5 separate regions of the Homo sapiens genome follow, and regions 2, 3, 4 and 5 are each linked to region 1. Evidence: chromatin contacts called from ENCODE Hi-C or POLR2A ChIA-PET data. All regions are on one chromosome and are shown on one strand. Each heading gives the region's core, a stretch centred on a gene start or an enhancer-like site at or near the end of the contact. The rest is flanking DNA. Distances are from core to core; before and after follow the strand shown. Region 1 holds the start of ABHD5 (abhydrolase domain containing 5, lysophosphatidic acid acyltransferase). Region 2 has its middle 73 kb from the start of SNRK. Region 3 overlaps LOC124909489 (a long non-coding RNA gene). Region 4 has its middle 74 kb from the start of POMGNT2. Region 5 has its middle 120 kb from the start of MIR138-1.

Region 1 (2,700 bases), core at 164-2,663:
GAATTAGATCAAACACAATAAAAAATGTATTAGTTATTACTATGCCTAAGAGATTATAAGTGGCTTTCCCCCCTCTAAATTACAGAAGACACCATTCCTATCCTAGAGGACTTTCTCGTGTAGTTGGAAAGATATTCGATAATGTTTATTTAAAAGCTGTAACAATTACACAAGGCTGAGAACCTGAGAGCTAGATGGGTGATAAAGACAGGTTTACAGTGGGGCTCAGAGGAGAGAAAAAGAGGGAGGAGAGTCAGGGAAGGAGAACAATGAACTGAGTCTAAAATAAAGGTTAATATATTCGCGTAGGATCTATCAAAACAGGAGCAGTATTTCAACCCATTGTTTTCAAGCACCTAGAACAAAGTGAGCCCATAGTAGACACACACCAAACATAAATGGATGAGTAGTAGTGGGTGGCAGAATTCCAAAAGCAGGTTGCACCTGATTGCTAAAAGGCTTGAAAACAGGTCAAGAAATACTGCTATTTAGGTTAGTCATTTCACCTCAATAACTCGAAGTACCTAAACATAGACTTTTTTTTTTTTTTTTGAGACGGAGTTTCGTTCTTGTTGCCCAGGCTGGAGTGCAATGGTGCGATCTCGGCTCACCGCAACCTCCGCCTCCCGAGTTCAAGCGATTCTCCTACCTCAGGCTCCCGAGTAGCTGGAATTACAGGTATGCGCCACCGCGCCCGGCTAATTTTGTATTTTTAATAGAGACGGGGTTTCTTCAGCTCAGGCTGGTCTCCAACTCCCGACCTCAGAAAATCCGCCCGCCTTGGCCGCCCAAAGTGCTGGGATTACAGGCCTGAGCCACCGCGCCCGGCCAACACCGACTCTTTTCACCCTCCCAGGTATCTAGAGAGTCGAGTGGGAGGGAAATTGCTGGCTCTGGCCACTACAGTAACATCAGCACCTAGAGCAGTGCTCAACTGACTGAAGGCTCCTGTGAGTCGCCCTCTCCCCCTGGCCCCCCAACCCGCGGGGAAAGGCTGGCGGGACGCCACACAGCACCTCGATTACGCCATTTCATTTGCCACTGCACCATCTATCGGACACTAGCTAGGCTCTTCCAGGACCGGACGCACCTCCGTCCCCAAGGTGCCACCTGACAGCCAACACCGACGGGGTGATGCATGAATACAGTCATTATTCAAATTAGCTAAAACACCTAACTCATTCGGGTGAGTCTCGCCAGTCCCTCTGGGCTGACTGTCCCGCCCCGCGCTTACACCCGGGAGCGTCGGGCGGGAGAACTAGTGCATGCTGGCTGGGGATGGCGGACGCAAAGCCGGAGGCAAGGCCGCGCACGCGCAAACGCGGGCGCGCCGCCGGGCCGTGCTAGTGCGCGGAAGACGCATGCGCTGGCGGCCTGCGCCGCCTTAAGTGCCGCGCCAGCCCGGGGCGGCCCAGTCGGCCTGTCAGCCGGCTTCGAGATAAGTCCCGGCGCTTGCGCGGCGGCGGCTATGGCGGCGGAGGAGGAGGAGGTGGACTCTGCCGACACCGGAGAGAGGTAAGCGCAGCCGGCAGGGGGCTTCGTGTGTCTCCGGCGCGCACCCTCCGCGCGGGCCGGGTTAGGGCCCAGCGGGCAGCACCAAGGAGTCGCCGCCCGCCTGGCGACGACGGGCGGCTTCCTCGACCCTCCCCGGCATGAGTCCGCGCGGCGCCCAGAGGCGTCCCGGCGCCGCTCTGCCTGGGAGAGGCTCCCCTCAGCGTCGGGGCCCCGAGGTGTCTGAGCCGGACTCCGGCCGCGCCGGGAGGCCGCCTTGACCCCGCGCGGAGGGTCCGCCCCGTTGTTGTATAAGCCACCCCGCGGGCCGGCGACGGAGCTGGCCGCGGCGGCCGCACCGGCTCGGGCTCTGCCAAGGGACCCGGCCTGCCCCAATGCCGCCGGCGGGCGGTGCCCGGTCGACCCTGCACCTGACTGCGAGGCGCGGGAAATGACCGGGTCTGTCAGCCTCCCATCGCGGCTTCCGTCTACAGGTACTACCTGTGCTCTGTCCAGCCTCAGCCACTGGACGATCCTTCCCGTAGCCGTAGGAAGGGGCGGCGCTTCCTTGGAGGGGATATTAGAGGCCCGAATTCGCCCGGGAAGCGGCGGGAGGGCGGGGGTGCCGGGAAGGAGGGAGGGGAGAAGGAGTGAGGGAAGTGGGTGTATGGCTGTGAGTTTCAGATACTTCATAGAAAGAAAGTTAGCCCTTAAGATAGAGATACACGTTCAAATGTCATAATTCATCTTTCGGATGAAGGTCTTTGGCTTGCAAGCTCCACTGTCCCTTATTTGTTTGCGCTTCTGGGATTATTCTGGCTTTACTGGCGAAGTGTGTGTTGCATGTGCCTTAGAAGAACACACATAATGTATAGGAAACTGTGGAAGTTGGAGGGCAGATGTCTAATGTGAAACTTTTTTATATACAGGTATAGTGAGTTTATTCTTTTCTACACCTAAATGACTTCTTGCACTTGTTAGTAGAAGAATAGTAGTTAATGAGTGGAATAATTAAATTGTTATGGAGGTTATTGCCTTGTTTCTCAAGGCCTGTCGTTTGTATTGGAAAGTAAACTTCCCCCATATATATTTAATTTTTTGACGTCGGTTCTACTTCAGACGTCTGGAGAAATTTGCCTAGGAAACATAACCTAAATGATAGAATATGGAGTACCATGAAGACAGGGATATTTGGAAAGATGTCATGGG
Region 2 (2,726 bases), core at 178-2,677, 480 kb before region 1:
GGAGGGTGAACTGAAGCTCTTTCTGGAGAGGAGATGCCTGAACAGCCAGCCTAGTGTCCCATGTGGGGTTCCAGCTTTTAGGCGGAGCAGCTGCGGTGCTCCAAGATGGGACAAGCCTGGTTTTTGAGGGACAGCAGTGAAGTTGACCAGTTGGAGAGCAGGGATGGTCAGAGCACCAGGCACCCTCAGGGCATGGTAAGGAGTTCAGATTTTATTTAACGTGTGATGATGATGCTGGTGGAAAGCAAGTCTTAGCCTAGGTTCTCAGCTTCTTCTATGAAGATCGAGGTCACAGACTGGGCAGAATGGAGAGGACACAGAGGCCCTCATGGACTACCATGAGCTGGGCCATCTCTTGAATGAGCTCTGGAAGGGGTCAGGTGAGACACCTGGCCACTGCCTTATATACAAAGTTGGGGTCCTAGAGCTTGGATTTTTCTCAGGATATAAAATTCTATCTTCCTTCAACTTTATGTGCTTCTATGGGAAGCTACTGAATACCCTGATAAGGTTTCAGACCCTGCAACAGTGATTTGCAGGCCCTGAAGGCCGTCTAACTCAGGCTTGGATGGCCCAGTCTACTTATGCCTTCCTGCCAAGAAAAGATAGCCCAGTCCTGACATGGGGATGAGCAGAGCTGGGCCCTGGCACAGTGGCCGAATATTCTATATACCTATTTTCTTGGATTTGGAAGGTCAGTCTGGCACCTTGTTCAGGGCCAGATGAAAACATTTGGACCAGTGGTTTTCAAACTGTGGTCCCAGGCCAGCAGCCACAGCACCAAGTGGGAACTTGTTAGAAATGATAAAATTAGAAACTTAGGGGTTTGAACTCAGCTCTCTGTATCTTAACAAGCCCTCCAGGTGATTCTGATTCTCAAGAAAGTTTGAGGACCACTGCGTTAGAAGAAAGCTGGGCAGGTGGTTAAAACAAAATCCTCCTTTTGATGAGACTTGGCTCTCAGTGCAAAGTCAAAGCAGGGCAAAAACAGAAAAACTCTTCAGGGCACCAGGATGCGTGATGCACTGTCTGCCAAATACCTGACCAACCACAGAACCTGATATCTGAGGTGTAACTTTTCCATCCAGCAAAACTCTGTGGTGAAACAGATTGATAAAGAATAAACTTTGGCTGTTTCTCCCAACTAGATGCTGAGGCCCTCGTTTACTCTTGGTGTACTCTAGATGCTACTGTGTCATTCATTCATTCTCACACTCATATCTGTTGAAGACACAGAGATAATAAAATCCTATCTCCACTCTCAAGTAGCTTGTATCAAGAGGAGGAGTGTAACTTGTGAATGAAAAAAGTGACAACGCAGGGGAATAAGCGATTGCAAGCGAACTCTGGTTTGGAGTTGAGGAGTCATGGGGAAGGAGAGAGGGGGTGTCAGCCATGCCTAGAGGAACAGAAACACAGGAGTGTGGCAGGGGCTAGTCTAGTTCAACCAGCTTGGTGGCTGAGTCATTTCACAACATCACCAGGTGGGAAAACTTGAGTTCACATTCCCACATCCTCCCTGAGAACAGACTTGCCTGTAGGTCCAAATACACCTGATGGTTCCCCATGGACCTCCACGAACTCTGGAGGTGCTACCACTGGCAGCCCCGGTCCCCAAAGAGCTGACCAGGGGCTTTTTTCCCAGCTCCTCTTTTGACGGGGGCTCTTACTGACTGATTGGCCAACTCCAAAGCCCAGCATCCCCTTCTCAGTCCTGTCTCACTTCTACATCAGAATTTTGTCCATCTGAAAGTACTTTCCATTGAGCAAGGCAGGACTGGGAATAAACTCCTGCCCATAAAGTCAACACTTGAACCATTCCAGTCCTTAGCATCTAGACTTAGCAATTCTATTCAAACCTGCAGCATGGCCACCTTTGATAATTCAATCATTCAAAGCTATTTATTAGCCAGGGCCTGACCCAAATGTCCATCTGAGTCATCCTGTTACTGATGGTTAATAATTATGCTGGAATTTTTAGCCTCACTAGTAATCAACAATGCAACAAAGAGCTACTCTTTTTCACCTGTCAAATTAGCAGTGCTTTTTTTTCCGGAGAATACTCAATGCCAGCCAGGAGGCTGTGAGATGGGTTCCTTCAACACTACCATTAGTAAAATAAATGGGACATCCTTTCTGGAAAGCAATTCAACAATATGTATCAAAAACTGCTTAAATATTAAAACTTATTAACTCTGCAAATTCATCTAAAAGTTTAAAGGAAATAGTCAGGGATTTAGGCAAATATTTATACTGCTACCATTTATTACGCTGAAGGGAGTACACCATGTGCCAAGCACTTAATACATAAATTATCTCCCACACCAACAAAGATGTCCACAAAAGCATTGTTTTTAATAGTAAAAAATCATAAACAAGCTACATTTACAAAAATAGAGAATGCTAACACAACTTAGAATTAGTCCATAGAACATAATACTACACATTAGAAACTAGGTCTTTAAAGAATGTTAAATGCCATGGGGAAAGTGCTTTTATATACAACATAATTCTAACTTATGAAAGATATATAACAAATATACATGCATTAAAATAAAGAGAAATAAATAAAAACACTAGTAGGTAGTATAGGACTTTTTCAATGCTTTCTACATTTTCCTATTTTTCTACGATTGACATACATCCCCTTTCATGATGAAAAAGTTATAAAAATGAAAACACGCACACACAAATGTGACTTCCCCCTGGGTGTAAGGAACTCCTTT
Region 3 (2,700 bases), core at 116-2,615, 360 kb after region 1:
ACACGGTGAAGCCCCGTCTCTACTGAAACCCCGTCTCTACTAAAAATACAAAAAATTAGCTGGGCGTGGTGGTGGGTACCTGTAGTCCCAGCTGCTCTGGAGGCTGAGGCAGGAGAACGGCGTGAACCCAGGAGGCGGAGCTTGCAGTGACCTGAGATCTGGCCACTGCACTCCAGCCTGGGCGACAGAGCGAGACTCCATCTCAAAAAAAAAAAAAAGTAAGGAAGGAGACTCTGTGTCCTACTTAAAACCACCTCTAGTTTCCTCACTGCCTGCAGGGTAGAATGAAAATGCCTTAGCTTGCGTGGTGCTTCCCAGGCAGGCAACCTTTTCCTTTGGGCCTAAGCACTTTGGACTTGTCACCCTTCCCAGTCACACTGTGCTTCTGTGCACCCCACGAGCTGATTGCTGTGCTGGGAATGGCCCTCCAGCCCCAGCTGCACAGGCTGACCAGTTCCCTCACCCATCACTACCTGGCCCCAAGGGCCAGGCCCCCACCGAAACCTTTCTGCACCCATGTTAAGCATTCCTCCACAACCTCCTGCAACGTGTTCAGACCCTCGTGAGAGCACCCTAGGTTGATGTTCTCTGCTCACCTTCTTTTTTTCTCACTGGTCTGTGAGCTCTTTGAAGTTAGAAGGCATCATTACTTTCATCTGTCTTTCCAGCATCTAGTAAAAATAAATAAATAAATAAAGCCTCTAAAACAAACCACTAGAACATATAGGCTTACGTCTGTACCTCAATAATGAACTCCAGGCTATCAAGTGATCATTCGTTTGCTCATTCATTCTTCAGCAGAGGGACTGTGTTCTTGCTTTCTGCTAGCACTGGATGTTAGATGAGGTGCTGGGAACCCCAGACACTCTTAGAGCTTCTACTTGGCAAAGATGGAATTGAAGGTTAACAGACATTTTATGAGACTTGGTTTTGGAGTCACATTAGTTTAGGGTTGATTATTTTTTAAACTTCTAATCTCCCCAGAATTGAACTTAATGAGCTATCCCCTGTCACTCAGAACTTGTTTGGAGGAACTAGAAAACCATGCAGATTCTCAGCATTTTTTATTCACGATTTTAAAGGCAAATCTGGATGTGGCATTACACCGAGGTGTTTTTAGCTTTCCTGAATGTCCTAATTGACATCAAATTTTTATGAAAACATTCCAAAACCTATGATTATTATTACTCTGACCACTGTTTATATTTGAGTGCTGAGCAGAAAAAGAAGAATCACCAAAGCTTTTCTATTTAGTCATCTTCTAGACAAACCATATGAAAAAATAGGGAAGTGCTTCATTCGCAGAGGTTCCTTGGCCCTCAGCCAACTGTGAAGTCCCCAGTCACAGCCACCCTGAGCCTCTCTGTGGGAAGGGACTTTCAGCCCAGGAAAGAATGAGTTCCTGCTGGTGACCTGCCAGGTGCAGATGGTTGAGTCCACTGTACACATCTGGTTGGGGGTTTCCAAGGTGCTGGCTGGTGGAGCCCTTATGCATGCGAGGGGGTGAATGGTGGAGATTTCTGGATCCCTGCCCAGGAAGCCTCCCAGGTAGCAAATTAACATCAGCCATATTATGCTGGCCACTTTTTTCTCTCTGGTGTTTAAACTCTAGATCTCCAAAGTCAGGCACACACAAGATAACCCAGTGTGGTACAGGAAAAATACAGACCATTGGACTAGAACAGTTCCATTCTCATACATTTGATAATGGACTTAACATGTAAGTATACATGCACCCACTTTATGAATAAATATGCGTAAGTCTGTGTTATGATTAGTCTCTTTTACCATTGAGGTCATGTGCTCAAACAAGTTTAGAGACTCCTTTGTTAGCCAGTCACCATTAATATAGAACAGAAAAGATTAATTTTTGGTGGAATGGATGAAAATATTAAGAGGTTTCAAACTAAGTATCAATTTTATAATCAATTGTAGAGATTCCTTTGTTAGCCAGTCACCATTAATATAGAACAGAGAAGATTAATTTTTGGTGGAATGGATGAAAATGTTAAGAGGGCTTCAAACTAAGTATCAATTTTACAATCAAGTATGATAATCTTCCTTGCAGCATTGTATGGTATGTTGGTGTGAACTTGGTAGCCCTTGGGTTATTTCCTGCAGAAGTCTAAGGGTGTGAGATGTAACATTTTCCGTATATTGTTAGCCTCTGTATGTGCATAATAGAGTGAAGAACTTCCTGAAGGGGGTACAACACAGCTAGTGTTATCATTCTATATCCAAAAATGGCAGAGGGAGAAAGTCAAAGGGACCACCATTAATATTTTGCTGTTTCAGTATTCTTTCTATAAGTATTTGCATACATTTTTGGTTTACTAAATTATGATTATGTTGAACAGTGTTTTATAATCCAGTTTTTTTCACTGTGTATTTTTCCTTGTCAAAGGGTGAGAATAAGACAATAGATTCATGATTGTGAAGGTCATTTTCGGTGGTTCGACCTCTTAGTTCTGAGACTCAGCCCCTGGAAAGTCTGCCCTTGTTGCTTGCACTTGCTTTGTAAATCCAAAAACCCAACTGCTTTGCAGGCAGAACTACAGCCTCCACATGCACCATGATTCAGGTAGACCAGGAGTGCCTTCTCCTTTCTGTACTAAAAACACCTGAGAAAACCATATTGAGAGGAGAAGGCTTTGAAAGATGCATAGACTTGACCTGAACCTGGAAGTCCTCCCAGCCAGG
Region 4 (2,700 bases), core at 94-2,593, 510 kb before region 1:
ATGTGGCCTGCACCTGGAGATGCCACACCCATGCCACCACCACCGTCACCCCGTACACCTTTTGTAAGTGTGCCCCCTGGGGCCTGGCACCAGAGACACACAGATCATGAGCGCAGAACCATACCTGGAGAGGCGCCTCCTGCAACATGAATATTCAACCTCACAGAGAATTTTGACCTTTGCTATTTCTCATTGGCTTTGTGGAATAATCAGAGGAGCCAGCGTGAGAACAAGGCTGGCATTCACAAAGCTTAGCTCTCATTTCCTCATTAATCCTCCGAGTCAGCATTACGAGGCAGGGAGAGGTCAAACACGATTATTGCCTTCATCCAGAACGGTAGGGTAATGGCCTGCCCTGTGTCATGCATGAGTCACAAGCAGAGTGGGGTCTAACCGTGATCTTTGGACCTTGGCTCCTGATTGCAATGGGAAGGTAGAGGTCACAGATGCACAGATTGGCAGAACAGTTACCTGAGCAGTGTGACTTCAAGTTCAAGGCAAAGATCTTCCTCTATGGTTCTGTCTACTGTTGCCCAAGTGGCTACCATTGGTCCTCCTTTGGTGTTAAGCATAGTTTACAGCCAGTATTTCCTAAATGGCCAGAATAGTTCATGGCCAATATTTCCCAAGTGTCTTGGACCAGGGGCTTGCTTTTGGCACTCCTGGTCCAAAATATTTGGGAAATACAGGCCGAGCGGACAGCTGGAGCTGCCTGAAGCATCGCTCCTGGGCCTTGGTAAAAACATCACCTCAATCTGTTCAAATGTTCCCCAAGCTCAGTTCATCAGTCTGGCTGAGTCCTGGGCAGACACGTAGGAAAAGTCCATTTTACTTCGGTAGGAGGGAGTCGCAGATGGCTCTGTGGAGAGATGGGGCCCACCCATCTCAGAGGCAGAAATGAGAGCAGGATGAATCCATGTCTGGGGCAGAAGCCGTGGAGGGAGACAAATGGCATGCAGGTCCTCCAAAAGCCAGCCAGGGGCCCCCTAGGCCGCACCCTGCCTCCAACTCACACTTAGCTTTTGGTGAAAGGCTTTTCCCTGTCTCTTCCAATTATTGCTCTTTTACCTTGTGCTAGGCTCTGGGATAAATCATTTTCATGTATTCTCACAATTTCCAGTGAAAATCTGACACTCAGAGAGGTGAACTGCTCATGCTTGCATAGCTGGGAAATGGTTGAGGTGGAATTTGAACTCCTGTCTGGCTGGAGTCTAAATGTTCCTGCTTCTCAGAACATTCCTATACATTTATTCACGGACCTAAACAAGTTGTGGGGAGGGAGAGGAAGAGGAATGAAGGGGACCAGCTCCGAGGCAGAGAGGAAATGGTGAGGTGGAGACACAGGAAATCCTGACTGTGTATGTATATGCTGTCAGCACGTAAACTGAGCTATTTTAAGGTCAAGGCCAGGGTGCAGCCCAACAGAATTGCGAAAGCAAAATGTGTTTGCTTCTGCAGTTGGCTTTTTAAATACATTTTTCTTTATTAATTGGAGCACTGGTGAACATCTGGGTCATCCTAAATTAGGCCTTTGACATTTGAAAAAATAATCTCAGGTAACAGAGTAAATGGTTCAGGCTCTGTGGCCAGAAGTCTCCTGGTCTCTGACATCCAATCTGTTTCTGCTCACCTGGTCCCTCTTTTTAATAAACTTGCTGGAAAGAGCTCCAGAGAAAAGGGGACCGTCCTGAGAAACTGTGGCCGAGCAAATGCAGCAAAAGACAGGTCCAGCAGAAGTTGGTGGCCACAAATCCAGCAGCCCCTGCAGACAAAGTCCTTAGATAGTTGGGCTCATGTGACTCTTCTGCATACCCCATGGGCAGCATCTGCAAGGGGGTCGTGGGAGTTCTATAGCCCTGTGTGCCCTTTAGGGCGTAGGATCCCCCAACCCTCCACCAAAGCTTCCCATGCAAGTCGAGCTCAAATGCCCACCAATTACAGCCACTGTCACTCCCAGCTCTGGCATGCTAGGTGACCTTGAATAAGTTACTTAACTTCTCCATCCCTCTGTTTTCTTATCTGTAAGATGAGTGTGATAATAACATAAGTGACCTTATGGGGTTGTGATGGGATAAAATGAGACAATACAGGCAAGGCGCTTGAACAGTTCGGGGCACACTGAGCACCATGCAAGCATGTGCGATTCTTCCTTGTTCTGGCTGTGGAGAACATGGGGGAGGGAGGATTGATTGCACACCTTCTGTGTGTCAGAGGGTTTCCACAGATGACCTCTAATGCTTCCTATAATCCCTTAAGAAAGGGGTCATCACCAAAGTTTACAGTTAGGGCACCAAGTCTCGGAGGGGATCAGTAACTTTGCCTAAGGTCACAGGGTTTGGAGACACGTGTCAGGGTTTGTACTCACATAACCCTGACTTCAAAATCTATTATCTGAGTCATTCCACACCTCCTCCCTAAACCACACCTGGCCCGAATTACGTGTAACACCTGCTCAGATGGTTTGGTGATTAAACCGCAGCCTTGGGGGCAGGATCTGGGAAGCTGGACCATGCTCACTCATGACTCCCCGGGATGGGTCTTTTCTATCATTCACAGTTCCCGTTGGTGGCCCAGTGTGGAGTGACCAGAGATGTCACGTTAAGGGAACTGAAAAGTGAGAACAAAGCTAGAAGAGGAGATGGGATCTTGAGGGCAGGAAGGGACACATTCCAGCAGAAACATTCCTGTGTTTTTGGCCTG
Region 5 (2,700 bases), core at 30-2,529, 300 kb after region 1:
TCTGGAAACAACCCTGCAATAAGTCCTTCAATGAGAGAATGGTTAAATAATCTACCGTCGTGGTACCTCCATCCCATGAATACTACCCACTAATAAAAAAGAATCATCTATTGATAATACATAATAATTGGATACATTTCAGGGGAATTATGCTGAGTCAATAAAGACAATCCGAAAATACTACATTATTGTATAATTTCATCTGTACAACATTCTTGAAACGACAAAATTGGAAAAAATTGAAAGTAGATTAGTAGTAGTCAGGGATCGCCACTCACCCTCCAGGTAGGTGTGGTTATAAAAGGCAAAAAGAGGGATCCTGTGATAAGTTCGGTTCTGCATCTTGACTGTGGTGGTAGTTGAATTTACACATGTGATAAAATTGTATAGAATTATTTACACACACACAGAGGTTGAAGGAGAGAGAAATGAGTACAAGTAAAACGGGAAATCTCAGTAAGATGGGTGGGGTTATACCAGTGCTAGTATCCTGGTTGTGATATTGCACCATAGTTTTGGGAATTTTTACCACTGGGGGAAACTGGGTAAAGGGTGGGTGCACAGGATCTCTCTGTATTATTATTATTTTTTACAACTGCACGTGAATCTATGATTATCTCGAAACATTTAAATATGTATTTTTTAATGTGTGAATACTACTGGGCTATATATTTTTAAAAAATAAAGTACAATCGTCTTAAGAACGCAAAGGCCAAGGGGCAGAAGGCTATTTCTTAAATTTTAAGAAACCACCTAGTTCACAGGTGCCACCTCCTCACTTTGCTGTCAGCGACGTGATGTGCTCTGCAGTGCTGGAATTGAGAGTTCAAGAGAGAGATACCGGTCCTGGCCTCTCGGTGTTCAGGTGTGTGTATAGGTGGGCGTTGGTGTGAGAACGAGCGAGAGAAAGCGGGAGCAAGAGCGAGAGCTATGCCTCCCTTAGTGTCAGGGAGGGTGGCCGGCTGATGAAGGTGCTGTGCAGAAAGCCGGGGAAGGGCTTAAAGAGGGTGCTGGCGCCTCGGGAACGCCCTCCCGCTGCACCCTACAGGAGGTCGTGGGCGGTGGCTTAACAGCCCCAGTGCAGAGCTTGAACCCCACCGTCCAGAAGGAAAGGTGAGTGGGGGACCCGGGCGGGAGGTGAGGCCTGCCGGCAGCGGCCCTCAGGCGTGCTGGGCAGCACGGCTAGCAGAGGCGGCGCCTGGTCTTGGATGCTGCAGCGGAGACGCCAAGGAGACTGAATGCAGGGAGCGAGGCGTAGCGGCCGCGGAGGGTGGGGCCGCCCGGAAATCCAGGCGGCGCCAGCCTTGTAGCATCTGCAGGCCGGGGGCGCGCACACGAGGGGCACGTGGGTGTGGAGGAACCGGCGCGGCGGGGCCTCCTTCCTGCAGCGCCGCGGCGGTCGAGTGCCCGTGCTGGAGGAACGGCGAGTGGGGTGCCTGCCCCGCGCAGGCGGTACCCGCCGCCCCAGCTCCGCACACAGCAGGCACGGCCAGGGACCGGGACCGTGGCCCAGCGCCTGGAGGCGCTCTCCACGCGCATCTTTCCCGATGCCGGGGCGGGAAGCCGAGTGGCTTTGTCCGGAGATGCCAGGGGATGTGGGCAGGGGACGAAGAGGTTTCCCAACTGGCCAAACCCTGGCTTGAGGAAAGACTGAGGTGGTCATTGACCCGTGGGAGCGCCCTGGGGCTTCGAGGGAACGGCAGCCGAGCCCGGGAGACTGGTGTTGGGTACCCGCGGGGGCCGGCGGGTTCCACGTGGGTGGACCCCGAGCTGAGGGCAGGGTAGGGTCGCGGATCGCTGACCTATGAGCTCCCCTACTCCCGCACAAGGACACCTGCACATGGACCCGGGCTTCCACCCGCTTCTGGCTGGGTTGGCGCCGGGAGCGCGCAGGGGAGGGACGGCGGCGGAGTGCGGGGTTTGGCGGGTGAGGTGGGTGAGGTGTGGCCGCGGGGGAGGGGGCGAAGGCACTAGAAGGCTGCGGTCGCGCTGTCGCTGCTGTTCCCACCGTCGGCGCGGGGCGCGGAGGGGGCGAAGAGGTGCCTGCCAGTCGCACTGCGGTCTAGGGGTGAAAGGAAAAGGGTCCATGTAAAGGAGAAAGGGCAGGCAGAGACTCTTGCTGGTGCCAGCAGGCACGGAAGGATGTGGCCGCGGGGACTTGGAGTTTAGAGGGCAACGCTGGGTGTCATAATGCCGGAGATGACCCCGGGTGCAGAGGCGATTCCAGTTGGGTAGAGCTACAGAGAACGTGGCCCGAGAAGGGGAGCTTCCTTAAATTAGACATATCCTGTGTTGTCCTAAACCTAGCATTTACCCTCTCCCACCCCGCTCCCACAACCTCCAGGGTCCTAGCGGAGTCATTTAAGCGCTCAGTACTACCAGCTTCATTTTAGGTAAAAATCAAGACTAATTCTGCACTTTATTAACCTCCTCGTACCCAAGTCACCACGGGGCAGCTTTTCACAGCCCTAAGGCGTGGTCACTTCAAGCCCACAGCGAGTTGCTCGTGTCCTCGGCTTCTGCTCCGCAAATCTCGGACGATGCCACCGGAGGACGCTGAAGGCAAAGGCTGGTGGGGCCAGGCGCCGGCGAGACTGCCGCGCTAGCACAGCTTCCGCGGGAGCCGAGTGCTGACGGGCCTCGCGACCCCCTCCCGAGGGCAAACGGCTCGGCCCTCCAGGGACACTTGGTCAGTGTCAC

Evidence for each region. A loop is a pair of places that touch in the nucleus more often than their neighbours do. ChIA-PET counts read pairs that join two places held with the same protein, here RNA polymerase II (POLR2A). Pooled maps may share reads with other maps.
Region 2: a loop to region 1 is called in a pooled map, with 3 times the contacts of the local background. The contact joins the enhancer-like site here to the promoter of ABHD5 in region 1. A Hi-C loop is called at or near these places in 3 of 168 maps with a recorded cell type or tissue (IMR-90, endothelial cell of umbilical vein and mammary epithelial cell) and 9 of 50 pooled maps.
Region 3: a loop to region 1 is called in a map of breast epithelium, with 7 times the contacts of the local background. The contact joins the enhancer-like site here to the promoter of ABHD5 in region 1. A Hi-C loop is called at or near these places in 1 of 168 maps with a recorded cell type or tissue (breast epithelium), 5 of 37 single-sample maps with no recorded cell type and 3 of 50 pooled maps.
Region 4: a map of naive thymus-derived CD4-positive, alpha-beta T cell shows a loop between it and region 1 (2.3-fold over the local background). The contact joins the enhancer-like site here to the promoter of ABHD5 in region 1. A Hi-C loop is called at or near these places in 1 of 168 maps with a recorded cell type or tissue (naive thymus-derived CD4-positive, alpha-beta T cell) and 8 of 50 pooled maps. POLR2A ChIA-PET finds 5 or more read pairs at or near these places in 1 of 52 experiments (H1).
Region 5: a loop to region 1 is called in a map of OCI-LY7, with 5 times the contacts of the local background. The contact joins the enhancer-like site here to the promoter of ABHD5 in region 1. A Hi-C loop is called at or near these places in 6 of 168 maps with a recorded cell type or tissue (MCF 10A, OCI-LY7, PC-9 and 3 more), 8 of 37 single-sample maps with no recorded cell type and 13 of 50 pooled maps. POLR2A ChIA-PET finds 5 or more read pairs at or near these places in 2 of 52 experiments (WTC11 and activated T-cell).

Annotation. Positions count from the first base shown.
Region 1 is chr3:43,689,525-43,692,224 of GRCh38, forward strand. ABHD5 (abhydrolase domain containing 5, lysophosphatidic acid acyltransferase) reads left to right here and starts at 1,414. Exons shown (of 7, transcript NM_016006.6): 1 at 1,414-1,515. The coding sequence starts at 1,469. It also overlaps a transcript of ANO10 not described here. RefSeq lists a silencer at 1,586-2,065.
Region 2 is chr3:43,211,909-43,214,634 of GRCh38, forward strand. No RefSeq gene overlaps it. Among named protein-coding and RNA genes, the nearest start is that of SNRK, 73 kb to the right of the region's middle. Within about 2 kb of position 1,428, at least 3 of the 41 ENCODE cell types and tissues checked have a DNase peak (open chromatin) inside an H3K27ac peak, as active enhancers do; they include mammary epithelial cell, where a contact is called at or near this core.
Region 3 is chr3:44,044,671-44,047,370 of GRCh38, forward strand. The region is part of intron 2 of LOC124909489 (a long non-coding RNA gene); the gene reads left to right. Among named protein-coding and RNA genes, the nearest start is that of MIR138-1, 68 kb to the right of the region's middle. RefSeq lists an enhancer at 1,313-1,552. Within about 2 kb of position 1,366, at least 5 of the 41 ENCODE cell types and tissues checked have a DNase peak (open chromatin) inside an H3K27ac peak, as active enhancers do.
Region 4 is chr3:43,178,893-43,181,592 of GRCh38, forward strand. No RefSeq gene overlaps it. Among named protein-coding and RNA genes, the nearest start is that of POMGNT2, 74 kb to the left of the region's middle. RefSeq lists enhancers at 165-459, 225-519, 1,226-1,285. Within about 2 kb of position 1,344, at least 16 of the 41 ENCODE cell types and tissues checked have a DNase peak (open chromatin) inside an H3K27ac peak, as active enhancers do.
Region 5 is chr3:43,993,902-43,996,601 of GRCh38, forward strand. No RefSeq gene overlaps it. Among named protein-coding and RNA genes, the nearest start is that of MIR138-1, 120 kb to the right of the region's middle. RefSeq lists a silencer at 1,325-1,524 and an enhancer at 2,655-2,700. Within about 2 kb of position 1,280, at least 3 of the 41 ENCODE cell types and tissues checked have a DNase peak (open chromatin) inside an H3K27ac peak, as active enhancers do; they include PC-9, where a contact is called at or near this core.